2 separate regions of the Homo sapiens genome follow, and region 1 is linked to region 2. Evidence: chromatin loops called from intact Hi-C (ENCODE). Cell type or tissue: mesothelial cell of epicardium. All regions are shown on one strand. Each heading gives the region's core, and the rest is flanking DNA. Links, peaks and the distances in the headings are about the cores only. Region 1 has its middle 80 kb from the start of KIF5C. Region 2 holds the start of KIF5C-AS1 (KIF5C antisense RNA 1).

Region 1 (11,455 bases), core at 1,361-9,360, 98 kb after region 2:
AAGAGAAATTAAACCTACAACGATACACTTTTTTACCTTTCAGACTGACAAAAATCCCAGTTTAAAACCACACTCTGTTGGGAGGGTGGGCAGGAATGCACACTCAAATGTTACTCAAATATTTGTGAAGTGTACAAATACACCCCCATTCTGTTATGCAGACTTGCAAATGCATTTACCCTCTAACTTATTAATCCCACTTGGGGAACCTATTTCCCAGATATATCTGCTTCATTAAGCTGGCGTAGGCAAACAATGGCCTGCTGGCTACATCTAGCCTGCAGTTTGTTTTCATACAGGCTGTAAGCTAAGAATGATATTAACATTTTAAATGGTTGGATAGGCCGGACACGGTGGCTCACGCCTGTAATCCCAGCACTTTGGGAGGCCGAGGTGGGCAGATCACCTGAAGTCAGGAGTTTGAGACCAGCCTGGCTAACATGGTGAAACCCTGTTTCTATTAAAAATACAAAAAATTAGCTGGGCATGGTGGCGCATGCCTACAATCCCAGCTACTCGGGAGGCTGAGGCAGGAGAATTGCTTGAACCCAGGAGGCAGAGGTTGCAGTGAGCTGAGATCGCACCATTTAGCTTGGGCAACAAGAGCGAAACTCTGTCTCAAAAATAAATAAATAAATAAATAAATAAATAAATAAATAAATAAATAGTTGGATAAAATCCAAATAAACACTTTCTCACATGAAAAATATATAAAATTTAAATCTCAGCATTTATATATGAATTTAGAATTTCACCAATAAAAATTTGGTGAAATATTTTTCTTTTTTGTTACATAAGCATCAGCGTAATATCCTTAATTGTACCTGTTGGCTCAAGAAGTCTAAAATATTTACTATCTATCTGGCCATTTACAGCAAACATTTGCCATCGCCTGCATTACAGCACTACTTATAGACACAAGGTATTGGAAACAACCCAAATGTCCAGCAATGTGGAAATAATCAGTAGTATATCCCCACAATAAAATTCCATGTGGCTGTTTTTAAAAAATGAAAAATTCTCATTTCACTGATAAAGATTTCCAGGATATTTTTAAGTGAAAAAAGGCACAAAATAATGTATGTCATTGCTCCACTTTGTGTAAGAAAGTAGGAAAATTAGAATGTATGTGTAATGTATGCATTTTTTAGCTTGTATTTGCATTGAGAACCACTGGAAGGACAAACCAGAAACTAATAAATATGGAAATATGGACACCTATAAAGGTGAATGGGGACAGTGGTGGCAGACTTAGTGCAGTGCTTGTTTTGTTTTGTTTTGTTTTGGTTTGGTTTGTTTTTTTAAGGCAGAGTCTCATCCAGGTGTGGTGGCTCACTCCTGTAATCCCAGCACTTTGGGAGGCCGAGAAGGGTGGATCACAAGGTCAAGAGTTCAAGACCAGCCTGGCCAATATGGTGAAACCCCATCTCTACTGAAAATACAAAAATTAGCCGGACGTGGTGATGGGCGCCTGTAGTCCCAGCTACTCGGGAGTCTGAGGCAGGAGAATCGCTTGAACCTGAGAGGCAGAGGTTGCAGGGAGCCGAGATCATGCCATTGCACTCCAGCCTGGGCAACAGAGCGAGACTCCATCTCAAAAAAAAAAAAAAAAAAAGACAGAGTCTCACTCTGTCGCCCAGGCTGGAGTGCAGTGACATTATCCCGGCTCACTGCAAACTCCGCCTCCTGAGTTCAAGTGATTCTTGTGCCTCAGCCTCCCATGTGGCTGGGATTACAGGTGTGTGCCGCCATGCCTGCTAATTTTTGTATTTTTAGTAGAGATGGGGTTTTGCTGTGTTGGCCAGGCCAGTCTCGAACTCCTGACGTCAAGCGATCTGCCCACCTCTACCTCCCAAAGTGCTGGGATTACAGGCATGAGCCACCACCCCCAGCTGTAATGCAGTGTTTTAGTTGCTGAATCCTTGTGCCTAAACAACATTGCCTGGTATGTGAAATAGGCATTCAATCGACATTTATTTATTAAATGAATGAATGAATTAATAAGACATATTCCATGTGGAACTGAAGGGTAGAGCTTGGATCAATGGTGAGAATTCAGTGAAGGTTTTAGCTCTGCATCAGGAAGATCTTTTTACTCAAGCAGTCAGAACAGGAATGGGCTACTTTGGGAGATGGGAGATGGGCCACTTGGTGTTAATATATTAGTTCCCAAACCTGAATACATGTAGGGGGATTTAAAACCAGATTTCTAGGACTTATTCTATAATGAATCAGAATCTCTGAGGGTATATCCCAGATGCCTGGGTATTTGGGGTGTTTTTTTAGCTTCTCAAGAAATCTGGATGTAATCAGCCTAGCACCATTCATTCACTTATTTATCCAGGAACTATCTATGGAGCACCTACTACATGCCACGCTGCTGCGTGAGGTGATGAGGACAGAACCAGGATTAAGATAGGCACGGTCCCAGCTCTAATGAGACTGGCAGTCTAGAGGGAGAAGAAACAGGCAACAGGGAAATAAAAGGACCAATACAGAAGAGCATTTCAGACACCCGATGAAGACGATAAGGCAGGGTGAAGTGATAGGGAGTTTAACTGGCTGGGGAAGGCCTTCTAAAGAGGCATTTTAGCTGGGAACTGTATAAGAAGGAGCTGCAGTCATGTGAAGAAGTGAACAAAGAACATTCCAGACAGAGGGGCAGCATGCAAAGGGTCTGTGGTAGGAACAAGCCTGATGGTACCAGATTGACCAGGAGGCCACTAGAGGAGCAGAAATCAATCAGATCTAAGAGGTGGGCAGGGAAGAAGTCAGGAAGGGTGGTGTAGGCCAAAGTGGGGAGTTGAGCTTTTGTTTGATGAGTAATGTGAAGGCCTGGAGTTTGGGAGCCACATTAGAAGGATGCAAACATCACACCTGGTAGAAGCAGGAGTTGAGACCCACACCTTGGTCAGCTGATTTCTGTTCCCGTCCTCCCCACTAGTACTTGTGTATTTTTTTCCCAGGGGGCCATGCATCTTAAATTTCTACATCCTTGCCAGTGCTCAAGGATGTCTTAAACACAATGGATACTCAATAGTTACTGAGTAAAATGATAAACAAATTATTCTGAAAAAGTAATAAATACAACGAACAAAAGAAAGCAACTGGTCCAGATTTTCATCCAGTCTTCTTTATGGATTTCTTGAGGGTCACTATTCCAGTAATTTACCACTTTCTAGTGAAATTACTAGTTTGAAAGATAGATCTAATTTAAATACATGCAAATAGGTGTCTTTAATCCAATGAAATTAGGCTGAATTAGTGAGAATATATGAAAAATTTCTAAACAGATGGCTTTCAATTTTTAAAAAGTTGTGTAGTTTTATGTACTTCTTAGATGTAATAAATATTACCCTAAATGCAAATTAACATTTAAAATACTAATTTCAAGGCATGTAGTACTTAAGAAGGGTCCCTAACCTATACAATGTATAAAATAAACCATCTAAATGTTTGTAACATTGCTGACACTTTCAAAATTAGAACCATGACTAAGAGCTAAAACCACTTAAAGGTCCATTTGTTGGAGGAAGGTTATGTGGAGGAAAGCACATGGCAACTGGCATCCTTCTAGGAGCAATCCCAGATCTGGCACCATCTTGCTCTGTGATTTGGACAAGCTCCTTCCTCTCTCTGGGTCCTAGGTGAGAGATGGACTAGATCATCGGTAGGGCTGTTTTTCAGTTATAAAAATTCTGTGCAATCTATTCCCCAAGAAAGAATGGGGAAAGGCAAAAGCCTTTGAGAAAAGGGTTGTTCCTCATTCATAAACACGGAAACAAATTTCACCTCCAGTGACAGGGGTTGGGGAGAATAGCACCCTTCAAATCAGCCAAGACAGAAGAGTTTGCAGATGAAAAAATTAACCCCAAGTCAAGCCACATCTAGAAGAGAACTGGTGTCAGACATCAACAGCTGAGTACACACAGCATTTGCATTTTTTTTTGACAAACATCTGATGTGGCTTTTGGTGTGAGCAAGCATCCTCTCTCCAAAATAGTTTAAATGGAAAGCTTTGATAATTCCCTAAATTCCTGATAAGTGTGTTGAAATCTGATCCTTGACAAAAATACACCCTGAAAGGACAATGCTTTGGGAAGGAGAAGAAACACTGGTTATCCACAGACCCCAGATATGAATCTCACAGAAATCATTAATGAGAACATTTTTCTAGCTTACAAACACAATGACAAAACCAGCGGCTACCCAACCTGCTCCCAGATTTTCCTACACTTGCGTACAACTGCTAATTCTGTATAAATATAAGCAGAAAAATAGCTCTTGGGACTCTTAAAACAAAGCCTATTTTCTGCCACTCTCCACCCACAACCATCTGTTAGACTCTTGATGGAAGCTGCAGATGACAGCAACCTCACAAGGAAGCTTCACAGGAAAAGCAGCTTCTGAAGGGAGAGGTCAGCATTGGAAACATAACCTGTTTTAGATTTCAAACCTGTTTGGCTAATAAGTTCAAGAGAACTTAAACTATGTTTAACAATCATTATGTTTTGGTTTAAAATAACAATAAAAAGAATAAAAAATAAAAAGGAAATCTCTCGACTCTGCTTAATTGCACTAATTGTTATTTCTTCACTTATTTATTCAACCAATGTTTGAACACCTACCATGTGCTAGACTCTGTGCCAAGGGCAGAAGATAAAACAGAGAACACATCCTTGCCATGATGAGGCTCACGAGACAGATGAAGGGACAAGTAAACAAAGAAATCATATCAATACAATGATTTCCTTCATGGCACCCACAGGTAAGGGGCTAAGACAGAAAGTCACTGTCCCATTCATTCAGAGGATGACCGGAGAGCAACTTTAGACAGGAGGACCAGAGAGCAACTCTCTGAACAGGGTTAAGCCCTAAAAGATAAGATGACACAGAGAAGTGTTCTTGGCAAAAGGGATGTCCACATACAAAGGCAGTGAGGCAGGAAATAGTTTGTTAAAGTCAAGGACCAGATATACCAGTGGGACTCGAGTGTGGTGGATGAGATGAAGTAATATGGATGAATTTGGAGGGAAAGGCAGGCCAAGACCATGAAAGGTCTTACAGCCAGGGTAGGAATTTGGATGTTAAGTGCAATGGGAAGCAATGGAAGGGAGAGGTTTTAGGAGGGAATTGATCAAATCTGATTGTTAAAGGATCCATATTGGCTACCATATGACTTGATTAGAAATAGATAAGAATGGGGGTAGGGAGAAGTGTCATGAGCTTGCTGCAGTGCAAGAGATGGGCAGTGGTCTGGAGAAGGTGGTGGTAGTCTGAACAAGGAGAAGAATGGACGGATTCAATATATATTTTGCAGTGCATATCAAATGATGTGTTGATGGTTTGTAATCGGGTTGGGGTGGTGGTGCCATATCCTGAGATGGGAAGGACTGGAGTGAGCAGGGGTAGGATGCAGAGGTGGTAGAAACAGGTTAGGGAGAAAGCAGGAAAAAAACTGTTCCATTTTGCACATGGTAAGTTTGGGTATGTCTGTGAAACTTCCAAGTGGGGGTGTCAACAAAGCATTGGATATAGGAGAATGGAATTCAGAACAGAATTCTGGGCTAAAAATAACACTTTGATGTCACCAGGATAAAGATGGTACAGAGAGGCACAGAATCCTAGGAAAAAACCCTGAGAAGCTCCAACAAGCCACGTATATGTTAGGCAAGCAAAATTCTCCGAACACAGCTTCAGGACGGCTACTTTGCCCCTGTAGTCAAATACTACAGTCATATGATTGGAAAGGGTAACTGACAACCATGGTCTGGAGAGCCTGGAAACCTCTAGCACTGGGAATGAATGAGCACTTGAAAAGTGATTAGACCACCAGGGAGGAACAATTCTCTGAGCATGATGTTCTGGGGGTGATTTGGGAACTTAGATGGCTTGAGATGGGAAAGTGTGGGGGATATTTAAGAATTCCTATAGAAAATTTAACTAACTCTACCTTTAATCTATAATGAACTGCCAAGAAAGAATTATTATTTTTGAGACAGGATCTCGCTCCATCACCCAGGCTGGAGTACAGTGATGTGATCATAGCTCACTGCAGCCTTGACCTCCCAGGTTCAGGCAATTCTCCCATCTCGGCCTCCCAAGTAGCTGGGACTACTGATGTGTGCGCCACCATACCTGTCCAATTTTTAAATTTTTTGTAAAGATGAAGTCACACCATGTTGCCCAGGCTAGAATTACTTGTTTAAAGCATATGGTCTCATAATCTTAAAAGGGCAGGAAAGGAAGGCATTTGTTATAGGGAATTGTTCATAGCACAAATTTCTAGTGGCAGTGGAGCTTGCTCAGTGAGAGGCATTCTTTGTTGTTCTTGTTTTTTTTTGGAGTGAATGAAACTGGGAAATAACTTAATCGCCCTTATTTGACAGTTGAGGAAATAAATTCTGAGGTTTACAGTGAAGTTACTTGTCCAGTCACAACTTGTCATTCCCAACCTTAGCTGTAATCATCATCTGGTAAGTTTATGAACCAAAACCCAACAACCAACCACATAATCAAACAAACTAAAACAAACACAAAATACCAGCATCCCGACTCACTTTTGGAGTTCCTGATTCATTCAGCCTGGGATGAGTGAGATCCACACATCTGTATTTTTCAAAGTTTGCCTATTTCTTTCAGAGGTTGTTAATAAAGAACAAATCAAATAAAAAAATAAAAGCTTACCCAGGTGGTTCTGACAGCCAGAAGCATCAGACGGGACTTGTACTCAAGCTTTCTAACCTAAGTATCTGTCCTCGATACTTTACTTTTTACTTTGTCACCGCTAAACTCTCATCACTTCTATTTCCTTAGCAACCTCTGACCTCCACCACTTGTCCTCCACCTCTGCATGGCGATTCTGAAGGAAATTAGAATGCCCTGGATGACCAGATCCTCCTCCCTATTGCTACTCCGTCTCTTCCTCTGCCCCCACCCCCGTCCTGGCCACATAGATGCTGAGGTTCTGCTGGTCACACTTCCTTTTCCCCAGTCTGTTCTTTTCTAGCTGATCTCATCCATTCCAATTTCTGCAAAGCCTTTGGTGTTACTGATGCCAGTCTTATCTCTGGTCTTGACGACCTGACCTCCTGCCCAATATCCAGGACTGTGGCATTTATGATTTACAAAATAACAATTTAAAGAGGACCTTAAATTGTTTCTTTATAAATGTATGAGTTAATTTATTGAGGCAGGTCCTGAGATAGGAGAAGACTGGAGTGTGCGGTGGTGGGATGGTTAATACAATCATGTAGATGTTGTGGCAGACACACCCTTGGGTGGCCTTATAATTCCTGTCTCTTAGTGTCTATGCCCTTTGTGTAATTCCCTCCCCTTGAGTGTGGGGAAGGCCAATGACCTGCTTCTAACTAATAAAATACGGAAAAAGTGAAGAGATTTTGCAGAGATAAGTGAAGTCCCTAATAAGTTGACTGAACTAATCAAACACTGTGTTGTGTGGGCCTGATCTAACCAGGCAAGCCCTTTCCAGATATAACTGAAGTCCCTAATAAGTTGACTGAACTAATCAAAGACCGTGCTCCCATTGCATGGGCCTGATCTAATCAGGCGAGCCCTTTCCAAGAGCCAAGATCTTCCCTGAAGTAAGAGACTCCAAGCAGTGGAAACTCTCCATTGTTGGCCTTAAACCGTTACGAATTCTACAGCCACAGAGAAAGAATTCTGTCACAATCTGAGGAGCTTGGATTTGGATCCTTCTCTACTTGGCCCACGGGATGAGAATGTAGCCCTGGCACCACTTTGGTTTCAGCCTTGTGCTAGATTCCAAACCCACATAATAATGTGCTATTGTTTTAAATTTGTAATCGTTTTTACTCAGCAGATAACTAACATAGATGTCCTAGGCCAAAAGCAGAATTCTTACATCTTAGCGATCCCTAATCTGGGTTCACTTGATCACTGACCAAAATCTCCTTATGGTAGTGAGAAGAGCACACAAGATAGATATTCGTAAGATAGGAGCTGTGTGTGTCCATGACCCCTGCTCACCCTGGAACTAAAACAGAGGAAGAACACAGTGTTCTTCTAAACAATAATTGTTAACCATGTTCAACATTGGTAAAAGGAAAATGTCATTGCTTTTGAATATGCTGTTCACCAATCAAATTTGTATACTGAAGGTGAAATACTTTTCCTTTTGTGACTGTAGTCAATCTCTTGTTTTAGCACTGAAAAGTAACTGCAGAATCCTAGGCTCTCCTGAGGATAACAGGTGTTCACTGAGAATCACTGTTCAGAAATATGTTACCATCTTGTTCTGCAATGTTACTGAGTCAGCTAGTGTAACAACGGTTTTGTTCAAATATGCAATAATACTGTAAGGGAGATTTCATGAGGAAAACACAGCATCTTTAAGTACACACAGGACACTTTAATTTTGATACGACATAAACTTCAAACCTAAAATTACTGCTAAAGAAGTATGTGGCTTAGTGTTCGTCTTCCCTATGCTAAAATTTCAACCACAGTTGGATACAATGCACTCAGTAAGTAACAGCAACAAAGCCCTTATGTTTGAAATAAGCAGTTTCCCCTTTGGACAACAGGAAGAGGAAACGTAGTAGTAGGAGGGTGCATAGGGTCTGATTTGTTACTGATACTTTTGAATGGTGCTGTTAAATCCATGGATACTGACAAAGGCAGATTTTTCTGAAAGCAAGATAGCCACCTAGGGAGGTGGGGGTGAGGAGATTAGATTCCTATAACATCGGAGCTGGCACAGATGTTTGAGGTTATCCAATTCCATTCATTCATTGCATGATACAAGCTCAGAGATATGAAGACCAGAAAATCACCAGCCAATTAAATGGCAGAGCAGGGATTAAAACCCAGCTTAACAAATTTCCATGATAGAATATCCACATTCTATCCTAATTGTTCTCTCCACTGTCCTCCCTCTAAAAAATACACAATTCTTTTGAGACTTGTAGTTATTGAAGTTGGTTAGTTCTGCACAAGATCAGCTACATTACATGATCTAATTATTCATAGTCAGACTTGATGACATTAATGACTTAAAAAAAGAGCTCTGTAGTTCTCCTTGAAGAGGTCCTTCACATCCCTTGTAAGTTGGATTCCTAGGTATTTTATTCTCTTTGTAGCAATTGTGAATGGGAGTTCACTCATTATTTGGCTCTCTGTTATTGGTGTATGGGAATGCTTGTGATTTTTGCACATTGATTTTGTATCCTGAGACTTTGCTGAAGTTCCTTATCAGCTTAAGGAGATTTTGGGCTGAGATGATGGGGTTTTCTAAATATACAATCATGTCAACTGCAAACAGAGACAATTTGACTTCCTCCCTTCCTATTTGAATACTCTTTATTTCTTTCTGTTGCCTGATTGCCCTGGCCAGAACTTCCAATACTATGTTGAATAGGAGTGGTGTGAGGGCATCTTCGTCTTGTGCTGGTTTTCAAAGGGAATGCTTCCAGCTTTTGCTCATTCAGAATGATACTGGCTGTGGGTTTGTCATAAATAGCTCTTATTATTTTGAGATACATTCCATCAATATCTAGTTTGTTGAGAGTTTTTAGCATGGAGGGGTGTTGCTCAAGGAAATAAAAGAGGACATAAACAAATGGAAAAACATTCCATACTCATGGATAGGAAGAATCAATATTGTGAAAATGGCCATACTGCACAAAGTAATTTATAGATTCAATGCTATCCCCATCAAGCTACCACTGACTTTCTTCACAGAATTAGAAAAAACTACTTTAAATTTCATATGGAACCAAAAAAGAGCCCATACAGCCAAGACAATCCTAAGCAAAAAGAACAAAGCTGGAGGCATCATGCTAACTGACTTCGAACTACACTACAAGGCTACAGTAACCAAAATAGCATGGTATTGGTACCAAAACAGATATATAAACCAATAGAACAGAACAGAGGCCTCAGAAATAATGCCACACATCTACAACTATCTGAACTTTGACAAACCTGACAAAAACAAGCAATGGGGAAAGGATTCCCTATTTAATAAATGGTGTTGGGAAAACTGGCTAGCCATTTGCAGAAAACTGAAACTGGATCCCTTCCTTACACCTTATATAAAAATTAACTCAAGGTGGATTAAAGACTGAAACCTAAAACCATAAAAACCCTAGAAGAAAACCTAGGCAATACCTTTCAGGACACAGGCATGGGCAAAGACTTCGTGACTAAAACACCAAAAGCAATGGCAACAAAAGTCAAAATTGACAAATAGGATCTAATTAAACTAAAGAGCTTCTGCACAGCAAAAGAAACCATCATCAGAGTGAACAGGCAACCTATAGAATGGGAGAAAACTTTTGCAATCTATCTATCTGACAAAGGGCTAATATCCAGAATCTACAAGGAACCTAAACAAATTTACAACAACAACAAAAAACCCCATCAAAAAGTGGGCAAAGGATATGAACAGATACCTCTCAAAAAAGACATTTATGCGGCCAACAAACATATGAAAAAAAGCTCATCATCACTAGTCATTAGAGAAATGCAAATGAAAACCACAATGAGATACCATCTCATGCCAGTTAGAATGGCTATCATTAAAAAGTTAGGAAACAACAGATGCTGGAGAGGATGTGGAGAAATAGCAATACTTTTACACTGTTGGTGGGAGTGTAAATTAGTTCAACCATTGTGGAAGACAGTGTGGTGATACCTCAAGGATCTAGAACTGGAAATACCACTTGACCCAGCAATCGCATTACTGGATATATACCCAAATGATTATAAATCATTTACTATAAACACTTGTATGTTTATTGCAGCACTATTCACAATAGCAAAGACTTGGAATCAACCCAAATGCCCATCAATGATAGACTGGATAAAGAAAATGTGCCACATATACACCACGGAATACTATGCAGTCATAAAAAGGGATGAGTTCATGTCCTTCGCAGGGACATGGATGAAGCTGGAAACCATCATCCTCACCAAACTAACACAGGAACAGAAAATCAAACACCTCATGTTCTCACTCATAAGTGAGAGTTGATTAATGAGAACACACGGACACAGGGAGGGGAACATCACACACCGGGGCCTGTTGGGGAAGGGTGGGGGCAGGGGAGGGATAGCATTAGGAGAAATACCTAATGTAGATGACTGGTTAATGGGTGCAGCAAACCACCATGGCATGTGTATACCTATGTAACAAACCAGCATGTTCTGCATATGTATCCCAGAAGTGTATGTATGTGTGTGTGTATATATATATTTAAGCTCTAAACTGTATGCTCAACCTTACAGCTCACATAATTTACTTCCTTAATAAGCAACCAATGACACACGAGCCACATGCACACCTCCACGAAGCTTCTCAGTGTGGCCTCTTTTATGGAGTTTCAAGAACTTGCTCATCTTATAGATGGGGAAACAGGTCTGGAAAGTGCTAAATCAGCCAAGACCTGGACCAGACCTCGCTCCCATTGCT
Region 2 (11,455 bases), core at 2,143-10,142:
ATTCCCTACATGACTAGATCACTGGACTGTAAGCTTTAAATAGAAAATGGTGAGGCAATGTGGGTTATTGGAAAAGAGTGTCCACAATGATATGTGTTTAAGGATGAAGGGGGAGATAAATTATCAGGAAAACCATCTGCTCCAAGGTCTGAGAAATAGAAGGCACTGGCAAAATAGAGACATCTTTGGGGAATACTGAAAACTAAGCTGCATAGAAGTCAAATGGGGAAAAAAAATCACAAAATCAGCAAAATAGCTTTCCAAGAGCAATCAAACAAGGTACCTGAAGAGTAGAAAAACAGTTCAATAAAGCTGACCAAGCAGCCCGACTCTGGGGCAGCTACCAACCTTAATTGTCTCTGCATCGGTTTGAGCTGAGCTTAAAGTTAGGCAGAATGAAGTGGCCAAGCACTTGTTTTCCATGAGATCTGAAATCATTCTGTTGCCTTAATGCCCAGGCATACCCTACATTCAGCTGTGAACACAGGAGACATACACAGAAATATGAGAAGGGAAAGCCCAACCTCATGGAATTCAGGAAAGAAATACCCATGACTTGGCTGAGGAAATCTATTGCAACCATTTTTAAGGAGTCTGTTGGTAACTGAGGAGTAGTAATTATCCAATTGTTTTCTTTTTTTTTTTTTTTTTTTTTTTGAGATGGAGTTCTGCTCTTGTTGCCCAGGCGGAGAGCAGTGGCGCGACCTCGGCTCACCGCAACCTCTGCCTTCTGGAATCAAGCGATTCTCCTGCCTCAGCCTCCCAAGAGGCTGGGATTACAGGCGCCCACCACCACGCCCGGCTGATTTTTTGTATTTTTAGTAGAGATGGGGTTTTGCCATGTTGGCCAGGCTGGTCTCGAAATCCTGACCTTAGGTGATTCACCCTCCTCAGCCTCCCAAAGTGCTGGGATTATAGGCATGAGCCACCACGCCTGGACCCAGCTGTTTTCTTATGCCAAGCATAAGCACATCTAGATGTTCTCATTTAAGAGAATAAAATAAATCTCTTTAATTTGCTTTACTTCACCTGTTCCATTTTCGTTAATCCAAAAGCTGACATTGCCAATGGTATTTAACAATAAAGCAGCAAGTAGTCTTGAAACAAAAATAACATTAAAAGGAAAGAGTAAGATATGGCTTTCTATGCTTTGTCACTGACTCTTAAAAAAATAAGATTAAAAGGTGTTCGATGACGAAAGAACTATATAGGCTAATCTGAATTCTGAAAAAAATACTATTTAATTAATATTCTATATAGCAAGCACCTAATACAATTCTTATTTTAGCAGAGATTATATACATAATGTCTCCATTTCATATAAAATTTTCTCTGAATGCTAGATGTTTGGTTATTAATGTGAACATAAACCCTTCAAAATATTACTGTTTTTCTTCATAGAGAATAGCTCATGAACATTCGTTGCTGCTCTCTAACAGGAACAGATATCTTCTGGTAAAAACTTGTGTTTGCTTTGTAAAAAAAATTAAATAATACCATGTAGTAGGGTGACGTTTCCTTTCGCTGCTATAAAAAATTAACAGAAATTTAGTGGTTTAAGACAACAAAATTTTATTATCTTTCAGTTCTGGATGTCAGAGGTCCAACTTGAGTCTCACTGGGCTGATGTCAAGAAGCCTGCAGAGCTGCTTTCTTCCTGGAGGCTCTAGGAGAGATTCCGTTTTCCTGCCTTTGCCAGCTTCTAGCGGCCGCCTGTATTCCTTGGCTCGCATGACCCCTCTGTATCCTTAAAGCAGTAATGGCCCGTCAAGTCTCATGAGGCCATCAGTTTGGTTTCAACTTTTCTGCTTCCTTCTTCCCCATTTAAGAATCCCTGTGATTGCACTAGACAATCTTTATTTGAAGGTCAAATGGTTAACAACCATAACTCCATCTGCAACCTTAATTCCCACTGGTCATGCAACATAACATATTCGGGTTCTGGGATTAAGAAGTGGACATCTTTCAGGGCCATTATTCTGCCTACTACAGAGGAAATGAGAATTGTCTCATGAGATACTCAGTTCAGGGCTCTGTGGCCTCTGCATTTAATGATTGGTTTGGTGGTAACATTCAACATGAGCCTGCCTATTCTACTGCAGGGAACTGGCAACTTTGGCTTTTTCAGACTGGAGAGAGCCTCTCAATCTAGGACTCTCCACTCCCTAGGTGCCTGAAGGTCTCCATTCCTATGTGGACTAGACAGGACATTTGGCAGGAAGGGAGGGCTAGGAAAAAGACAGGACTTCCCACAGTGATCTACATGCAGAAGGCCTTAGAGCCAGTCTTTGATGGGAGGAAGGCACAGTGTGCAAATCAGGGCTCAACTCCTCTCCACTCCCTCAAACCCTGAGCTTTCTCTGCTAGCCAGCACCACCTCTCCCTGGAGCACACAGGATGATTTTTTTTTTTTTTTTTTTTTTTTTTTTTTTTTTTTTTTTGAGACTGAGTCTTACTCTGTCAGCCAGGCTGGAGTACAGTGGCATGATCTCGGTTCACTATAACCTCCGCCTTCCAGGTTCAAGTGATTCTCATGCCTCAGCCTCCTGAGTAACTGGGACCACAGGTGTACACTACCACAACCAGCTAATTTTTGTATTTTTAGTAAAGACAGGGTTTTACCATGTCAGCCAGGCAGGTCTCAAACTCCTGACTGCAAGTGATCCACCTGCCTTGGCCTCCCAAAGTACTGGAGTTACAGGTGTGAGCCACATCACCTGGCTCACAGGATGATTTTTAAATGCATTCTATACACACTTAACAAACATGCCACTAATCTGGAAAATTTATTTCACTGGTACCTAGCATAGTGTCTGGACCAGAGCTGGGACTCAAAAATATTTATTGCATTAATAAATATCGCATACTTTTATAATGTCTGTGAGGTGGAGCATTGAGCTGAGCAGGACTAGAGAATGCTGAAAAATAAGATTTTGATGTCCTTCAGCCCTTCAAATGAGCTAGGGAAAATTCAATTTTTGAAAGGAAGCTATAATAACTCCCAAAAGTTCAAGAAACCCTAGTCTACTATGTGCTGGTTCATGAATTAAACTTAGTAGATCATAAGCAGCATTTTAAAAAATAAAATGAGACAGAGTAGAATAGAAAATATTAGAGGACATCACATATATTAACAGTGTCACTTCATAAAACTATTATTTCAGATGTGTGTCTGTGTGCTAAGTTGCAATATATTTGTATTTCTTGTTAAAATGAATCATGATCTTGGCCGGGCGCAGTGGCTCATGCCTATAATCCTAGCACTTTGGGAGGCCAAGACGGGCAGATCACCTGAGGTCAGGAGTTTGAGACCAGCCTGGCCAACATCGTGAAACCCCATCTCTACTAAAGATACAAAAATTAGCCGGATGTAGTGGTGAGTGCCTGTAATCCCAGCTATTCAGGAGGCTGAGGCAGGAGAATCGCCTGAACCTGGGAGCTGGAGGCTGCAGTGAGCCCTGAGATCACACCACTGCACTCCAGCCTGGGTGACAGAGTGAGACTCCATCAGAAAGAAAGAGAGAGAGAGAGAGAGAGGAAGGATCATGATCTCATAGTCAAAAACAAATGGAAAACTGCTGCTCTACTAAAAACGTTCTCATCACAGAATTCTGGAATAGGCTAGCCTTTCACAGGATGATAGTTACCAAAAACTCAGTTCCAAATGGCTAATTTTTAACTTCTTAGGTTTCTATTGTCTTTTGTCCCAGACAGTTCCAGCAAGGCATAATGATGCTAAGAGAATTACCTCCCTTTCATTCTCTGTTCCAGTACACTCTCAATCCCTTACCAAAACATTCGCCTGGGATTCTCTTTTCTCACTGAATAAAACAGGATACACATCAGCATCGTGATGCTCCAGAGGGGAGGCAGTCCATGAAATGGTCTGATTGCTGTAGAATTCTTTTCATGTAGCCATCCACCCCATTGTGAAAGAAGCAGCTGGATATCCAAGCATCTTCCAATACTCAGGCTTCAAGGTCCAATAATGTCCACTCCTCCCCAGGAAAAGCTGGCATGCTGCTGACGTGGCCTCTCTACTCCTTTGTTTGCAGGCTTAGCTCACGTATGTGTTGTTCACTGCTCACACAAGCCACTCTCTAGGAGGGCTCGCTGAGAGCTCTCTTCTAGGGAATCTAAACTTTGTTATTTGGAAAAAGCCAGGAAACCCTTCATGAGCTGAGGATGGGTTTCCTGGCTTCAGAGGATGGGTCTGAGTTCTCACATCTCTCAACCCCCTTGCAGCATATAATGGCTTTAGTATATGCTACTCGTTATAGACACAACTGGGTCCACCCCAAAATTTAACTGTTGAAGCCCCACATTGGAGGTTAGCAAAATTCCTAACACCCAATGTGACTGTATTTGGGGATAGGGCCTTCAGGGGGGTAATTAAGGATAAATGAGGTGATAACGGTGGGACTCTGACTCAATAGGATTCATATGTCCTTATAAGAAGAGGAAGAGACACCAGATCTCTGTGGGTGTGTGTGTGTGTGTGTGTGTGTGTGTGTCACACAGAAAAGCAGGCATGTGAGGACATGCACGGTGAGAAGGTGGCTATCTACATGCCAGGAAGATAGCCCTCACCAGAAACCAACCTTGGCACCTCGATCTTGGGCTTTCAATTTCCAGAACTCTGAGAAAATGAATTTCTGTTGCTTAAGCCACTGAGTCTGTAGTATTTTGTTTTGACAGTTCAAGCAAACTAATACGCTAGTTATATTAAATAGAATTTACGTAAGCTATGTTTTTTGACCATTTGAAACATAAATGTTAAGAGAAAAGAGTAAGTCACAGACAAATATATACAGTATTTTTATAAATATTTTGGAGATTCAAGATAAAAAAAAAAGTAAACAATCTATCATTTAGGGCCAAAAAAATGTTTGCCATAAAACCATAGAGAATGATAAAAGTAGGGCCAAGTGCGGTGGCTCACACCTGTAATCCCAGGACTTTGGGAGGCTGAGGCAGGTGGATCACTTGAGGTTAGGAGTTTGAGACCAGCCTGGCCAACATGGTGAAACCCCATTTCTACTAAAAATACAAAAATTAGCCGGGCGTGGTGGTGCACACCTGTAATCCCAGCTACTCAGGGGGCTGAGGCATGAGAATCGCTTGAACCCGGGAGGCGGAGGTTGCAAGTGAGCTGAGATTACTCCATTGCACTCCAGCCTGGGAAGAGACTCCATCTCAAAAAAAGCAAAATTCCAGGGAGTGCTTGCTTCAGAGTGAGGGGGATAACAGCTGAGATGAAGGGAGGGTTGCATATTGGTAAAGTGATGTTAAGCAAAAGGTGGCCTCATGGGTGTTAATTTCTTTAGAACATCTCATAATTTTTTGTTTTATATATATTATTTTATATATATTAAGTATTTTAGAATAGAATTTATAAAAGTAAGGTGTTAGAATAACCTAACGCCCATCAGTTCATACTTATTCTTGGGGAGAGGAGAGGGGATAAGGAGCATTTCTACTTTCCAAATCTTAACTTCCTGAATTTTTTTAAATCAACCTAAAATGTTTATATAATATTTGGAATAAAAATGAAAGAAAATTAAAGAAAAAAAGTAAAAAGAAACTACTGAACACTTGTGATTACTTTTATACTTCCTTTAATCTTCCCTCCCACCCTATATATATATATATATATTGTACTAAACTTATTTGAAATGTAAGCTTTGGCTGAAAATAACTTGCCCTCTTTTGAAATGAAAATAATTGCTACAGGGTTGTAATAATAATTCAATCACTGGTTATAGCCTGGTTATAAGGAAAACACCAGGAAACAGACATCCAAGGAAGGAAGTCTCTTATTTCTTTTCATTTCAAGGCAATTTAGGTAAATTACAGACATTTCCCTTTCAGAGCTGAGGACTATCAATAGAATTTTAAGTGTGGTCCATTTATACTAATGTCTTCAATTTAGAACTTCTTGGACCTTACTTTCTTTATGATGCCAGCTTTTAGTTCACATTAAAATAATTTTATGACTAGCAAGTTGCAAAAAGAGAAAAGTGTTTTGTACATGTGGCTTCTATATTTTGGTAGAAGGAGAAATCATTTCAAGGCAATCATTTTCTGTACTTAGTGAATCTCTAATTTCTTTCCTTTTGGCACTGCCAACTGGATAACTAGATAGAAGATAATGGAGTTTGGATATTCAATACAAAACTATTTTCATTCTGTGGAAAATGAAACCACTTTGCAAACTACTATGAAACCACTGCAAAACCACTTTGCCCCACCCTTAAAGGTGTTTCATGCTCCATAATCCTTTAGTACTATTCAATCACTTGTCAGTGGTACTGTATTCCCAGTGTGTGTATGTGTGTGTGGTGGGGTGTGTGTGTGTGCACTTCTATCCATCTGTCTCCTCTACTAAACAGTGAGTTGCTTGAAGGTAAGATAAATGAATTGTGCTCCCCTAAGAAATGCCTGCATTTGCAGTTTGGTCCAAAGACGGTGAATTGCACAAAAGCAATATGTAGGCAGCTTCTTTAGTCCTCAGGTGGAAGCGATAATGGGATGTAGGGAGGTAATGAGACTAAAAATAATCATGAAAATGAGAATGTAAGTGCCACAAGAAATATTCATTCATTCATTCATTCATTCATTTTATCATGTATTATGTGTACCCATTCGGAATCATGTGTTGAGAATATGAAAATAAATCAAGCAAACCCTGACCTGAGAGGAGCTCACACTCCAAGTGGGATAATTCCAAGAAGGAAGTGACTAAAGAGAAATGGAAATACCTCACTGTGAGTTTCTAGGGTGAGAACAAATTTACAGCCACAGATAGATGGGAATGGCACTCGAAGAAGAGGGAACCTCATCAATAAAGGCTTGGACGAGTGAACGTGCAGACTGAGTTTAGGACACAATGGATAGTTAGGTTTGAGAAAGGCAGAGTCCTGAAGTGAAGTACAGTCATCAAGGCAAAAGGCTAAAGGGAACATAGTGTGGAGGGGTTTGCTGAATCACAGAAACCAAGTTGGGGAGTTCAAACTTATTTTAGTGAGCAAAAGAAAAGCCTTACATGTTTTTGAGCAGAGAATTGGCATAAATCTGAGTGGCACTTTGGAAAGAAGAGTTTAGCAACAGTGTTCAAAAGAGACCAAAGAGTAGAAAGGAAACAGGGAATTGTATTCCAAGACTACTGCAATTCAAGCAAGAGCCAGTCAAGGTCTTCAGGATCCATTTGTGATTAAAAACAAAACAAGCCAGGTATAGACTGTACTTTCTTATCTTGACAATAAATATCTACTAAAAACGTAAAGCAAACCTTGTTCTAAGATTAAGAACGAGACAAGGGTTCTAAGTATCACTGATTTTATTTTAAACTGTCCTGCAGGTCCAATCCAATGCAATAAGATAAGAAAAAAGAAAGTAAAAGTCTACATCTGGAAAGAAGGAAACAAAACTGTCATTATTTGAAGAAGAAAAAATTATCTTCATGATATATCTTTCAAAATCTACTGAAAATTTTTTAGAAGACAGTTTAGCAGTGTGGCTGAATGAGCAGATGGACTTAGAAATCTAAGAAGCAGACATAAATCTCTCCATTTTTAAGACAGAGAAGAATAGAGATTAAATAAAGGTTTTTACAAGAAAAGCATCATAATCCTTTCTCTGTGGACAGGTCCATGTGGATTAATAGTACATCTAAACATTCATAAGTGTAGCCTAAGAGGTTTCCAAGTAAATGCACCACACCCTGAGAGGAATGGCACTGCATTCTATGGAAGGTCCTAAACAGCCTTTCAGATGGAAATCACAGCATGACAGAGAAGCCAATTGGGACTTCATACATAATTTGAGATGAATGCAAGGGCAAGCAACAGAGATGGAAAAAATTCTTCCACTTTTAAGTATAGCCCAGGTTTACAGCTCTCTTCTCCTATAGTCGTTCCCAAACTTACGTCTCAGTCTAATCGGTTGCTAATGGGAACAACAAAGCTAGGTATGCTTATTCCATTTACTGCAGGATTGCTGATTCAAAGAGGCAGCCTCCAAGAGGCAGAGAATGAGAGCAACACTTATCACATTTGATTGACATCAAATCCTTTTATCAGGTAATATCTCAAAGAACTAGTGCCTCGGAGAAATTCTAGTTTAGAAAATGCTGTGCACTCAAACATTCTCAATTCCTGGTATGAACCAAAATTTAGGTGCAACATAGCAAATGGTTAAAAGCAAGGATGCTGGAGCCCACTATGCTGGATCCACAACTTACTCTTCTGTGACCTTCAGCAACTTGCTTAACCTCTCTATGCCCAAGTTTCCTCATTTGCAGAATGGCAAGAGGGAAAATGACAAGAGCAGTTACCTCATAGGGTCATACTGAAGATTAAAATGAATGATGCAGTGGCTCATGCCTATAATCCCAGCACTTTGGGAGGCCAAGAGGGATGGATCACCTGAGATCAGGAGTTTGAGACCAGCCTGACCAACATGGTGAAACCCCACCTCTACTAAAAATACAAAAATTAGCCAGGCATGGTGGTGCATGCCTGTAATCCCAGCTACTTCGGAGGCTGAGGCAGGAAAATCGCTTGAACCTGGGAGGTGGAGGTTGCAGTGAGCAGAGATCACGCCATTGCACTCCAGCCTGGGCAACAAGAGTGAGACTCTGTCTCAAAAAAACAAAAAATAAATACAAAATAAAAATAAAATGAATGATTTCATATATGTAAAGCACTTATTTAAGTGTTGTCACTACACTGTTAGAATTACAATATTTCACAAGCGAGGAAGAATATGACTTTGTTGGTGTAAGAAGAAAATTGCTCTGCATGAAATAGGCCCATAAAGGTCTGTGAGAAGAGCAGTAATACATACATTGTCTGCAGTTCTGCTAATCAAGACATTCGACTAATTGATATTTATAGTGCACACATTAATGCCTAGATTTGTGTCTGGTTTGAGGTGACGTGAATAGGAAAAAAATAATAATAAAAAAAAAAAGAAGAAGCAATCCTTAGCCTTAAAAAGGTTGGAGGATTTTCTCTAAATATGGTCCTCCTAAGTATCCACGTTGAAAAGCACCTTTTCTCCAACTTTCCATATTCACTTTCCTGAATAAATTACATCTTCTGGAAGGAAATTTAGTGCTAAAGGAATTTTGCCAATATTAAGCCATTTATAGGATTGTTTTCTACCACCTCTTCCCTCAAAATGATAAGCAAGTTCAACAGACATGAAACTACTACTGTACACTCAGGAGACTCTGAAATATGCAATATCCCAAATGGGACCCACAATGCAAAATTCTTCCAGGGAACATCTATACCAACAGAAAAATGCCTTAAATTACTTTATTATACTTTACTTTTAAAATGTGGCTTAATTTATGCATACTTCATTATATATCAATTCCTTGAAATCTGGTGATCTATATATATAATATATATGATAACCAGTAGCCAGAACAATGTCATCCTCCAACTATTAATTAAATAAGATATTCATATATTTATCCTTTTGGATGCTAAGTCAAGAACACGTAACAGTTGAAACTCATTTGGGCTACCAGCCATAAAACTGTGAAATGCAAACTTCAACAGTACCCGTCCTCATGGGAACCTGAAAAGGGTTATTTGAGGTCAAAAGACACAACATTTAAGGAGAAATGTCTCATGGGAGTATTTCTGATCCAGCTATAGGATAGAGTGGAATACCAACTCAACTAAATCAAATTTCAATTCCTCTAGCCCTCTTTCAAGCCCCTCCACATCCAATCCCCTCCTTTCTAGCAACCTTGCTCTCTCCTCTATACTCAGGCCTCTCAAAAGTGGCTCACATGCTTCCTTGTCCTTTCACACAAAGTGATCACTGCTCTTTTTTTTGTTTAGAGTCAGGGTCTTGCTCTGTTGCCCAGGCTGGAGTGCAGTGGTGCAATCATAGCTACCTGCAGCCTCCAATTCCTGGGCTCAAGTGATCTTCCTGCTTCAGCCTCCCAAGCAGATGGCACTACAGGTACACACGACCATACCTGGCTAATTTTTAAAAATATTCTGTAGAGGCAGGGTCTTGCTATCTTTCCCAGGCTGGAACAGTGATCATCTTGAATACCTTTTCTCCCCTGTAGAAACTGTTATTCCATCTTTCCTTTTTTCTTTGTGCCTTGTGTGTTCTTTAAGTTGTATGCAAAAAGTGTCTCTATTTAAACATTTTAAAAGTTATTATTTATAGCTTATAAATAGGTATAACAGCAGTATAGGTAAATTTTTCACAAACCAGTTAGTTTCTTAAGTAAATGGTACTCAACATGATAGTTAAGGCACCAAAAAGGACCTCTGTATTTGAGTGACTAAACCTACGCAATAAAGAGCAGCATTTTGTACTCAAAATAAATTTTGTAGAAAAGGAAACATGCTGTGTCTTCTAAAGTAAGACAACAAACACACCCAGAAAGGGGGCCCACAGCATTCCTTTCCTCTCTTTTTCCACCGTAATTTCCTCCTCATATTGCTTTTCCTTTTGTTTACCTTACTCAGGTTCTCCTGTCCCAGCCCCTGGGCTTGCCAGTGATGCCCAGAGGATGATGTGCCTGGTGGCTGAGCTCTTCCAGAACTAAAGACGTGCGGATCCCTGAGTATCCATAACCATCAAAGCATGAAGTAATGCCTTGTAAGTGGTGTCACCACACCTCCCAGAAGAAGGATGGATTCCTACCAGAAGCAGTCAAACATAGTGCCGGATCATCTAAGTGAAACGGATCCCCATGGGTGCTGCTATTGGGATACCAAAGGTCTGAAGTTCATCCAATGCAATAGCAGAAATAATTACATCTGTGAGCATGTGAGAAGAACCCTGAGTTAGTCCCAAGTGCAAATCACCATCTCCAACCAATTCCTCCACCAATTGATGGATGTTGGGGAGTGGGGTACAGCAACCCCTCCAAGTCCTTCCTCCCTCTATATAGCCCAGGAGACTCCCCTCCCACCAGCCTGGCCCCCAGAGTGCTGACTGGCAACAATATTCCAAGTTAAAATAGTTTGCTAAATAGTTATACAATTAGTTTACAATTCAAATATATCAGAGGAAAAGACAGGGAAAAAAATTCTAAGATACATGAATCCCAGACCATTGCTCTCCAAATATTTTCAAGTGATTCATCTCCTTTATTTAAAAAATGAATTAACCACCAGATGGGACACTCATACATTCCTGATGGTTGTAGGAATCAGTAGACCCTGTATGGAAAGCAATAGGATAATATTTCATAGGATCAAATTAAAATGTTCACAGCATTGGTTCCAGGAAATTGGCTTCTGGAGAATTTATACTCCAGAAACAATTCAACAAAAGAACACAGCTCTGTGCATGCAGATGCTCATTAGCCCATCACCTAGAGTAAGGGAAAGTGGAGATCCCAATGAACAACAATGAGATGGGTTAGCGAACTGTGACCTATCAGCCCAATGGACATTTAAGCAATCACTGA

What was found. Peaks named below come from ENCODE experiments on the same cell type or tissue, not always from the same donor. Only the 100,000 strongest peaks of a DNase experiment are listed, where the experiment ranks them.
Region 1: a loop joins it to region 2, with 8 times the contacts of the local background. A loop is called at or near these places in 2 of 110 quality-filtered maps.

The regions. Positions count from the first base shown.
Region 1 is chr2:148,789,801-148,801,255 of GRCh38, reverse strand. No RefSeq gene overlaps it. Among named protein-coding and RNA genes, the nearest start is that of KIF5C, 80 kb to the left of the region's middle. In mesothelial cell of epicardium, for the core only: no CTCF peak of the experiment used is centred there; no DNase peak of the experiment used is centred there.
Region 2 is chr2:148,888,905-148,900,359 of GRCh38, reverse strand. All of the region lies in intron 1 of KIF5C (kinesin family member 5C), which reads right to left. KIF5C-AS1 (KIF5C antisense RNA 1) reads left to right here and starts at 5,346. Exons shown (of 4, transcript XR_001739733.2): 1 at 5,346-11,455. In mesothelial cell of epicardium, for the core only: no CTCF peak of the experiment used is centred there; no DNase peak of the experiment used is centred there.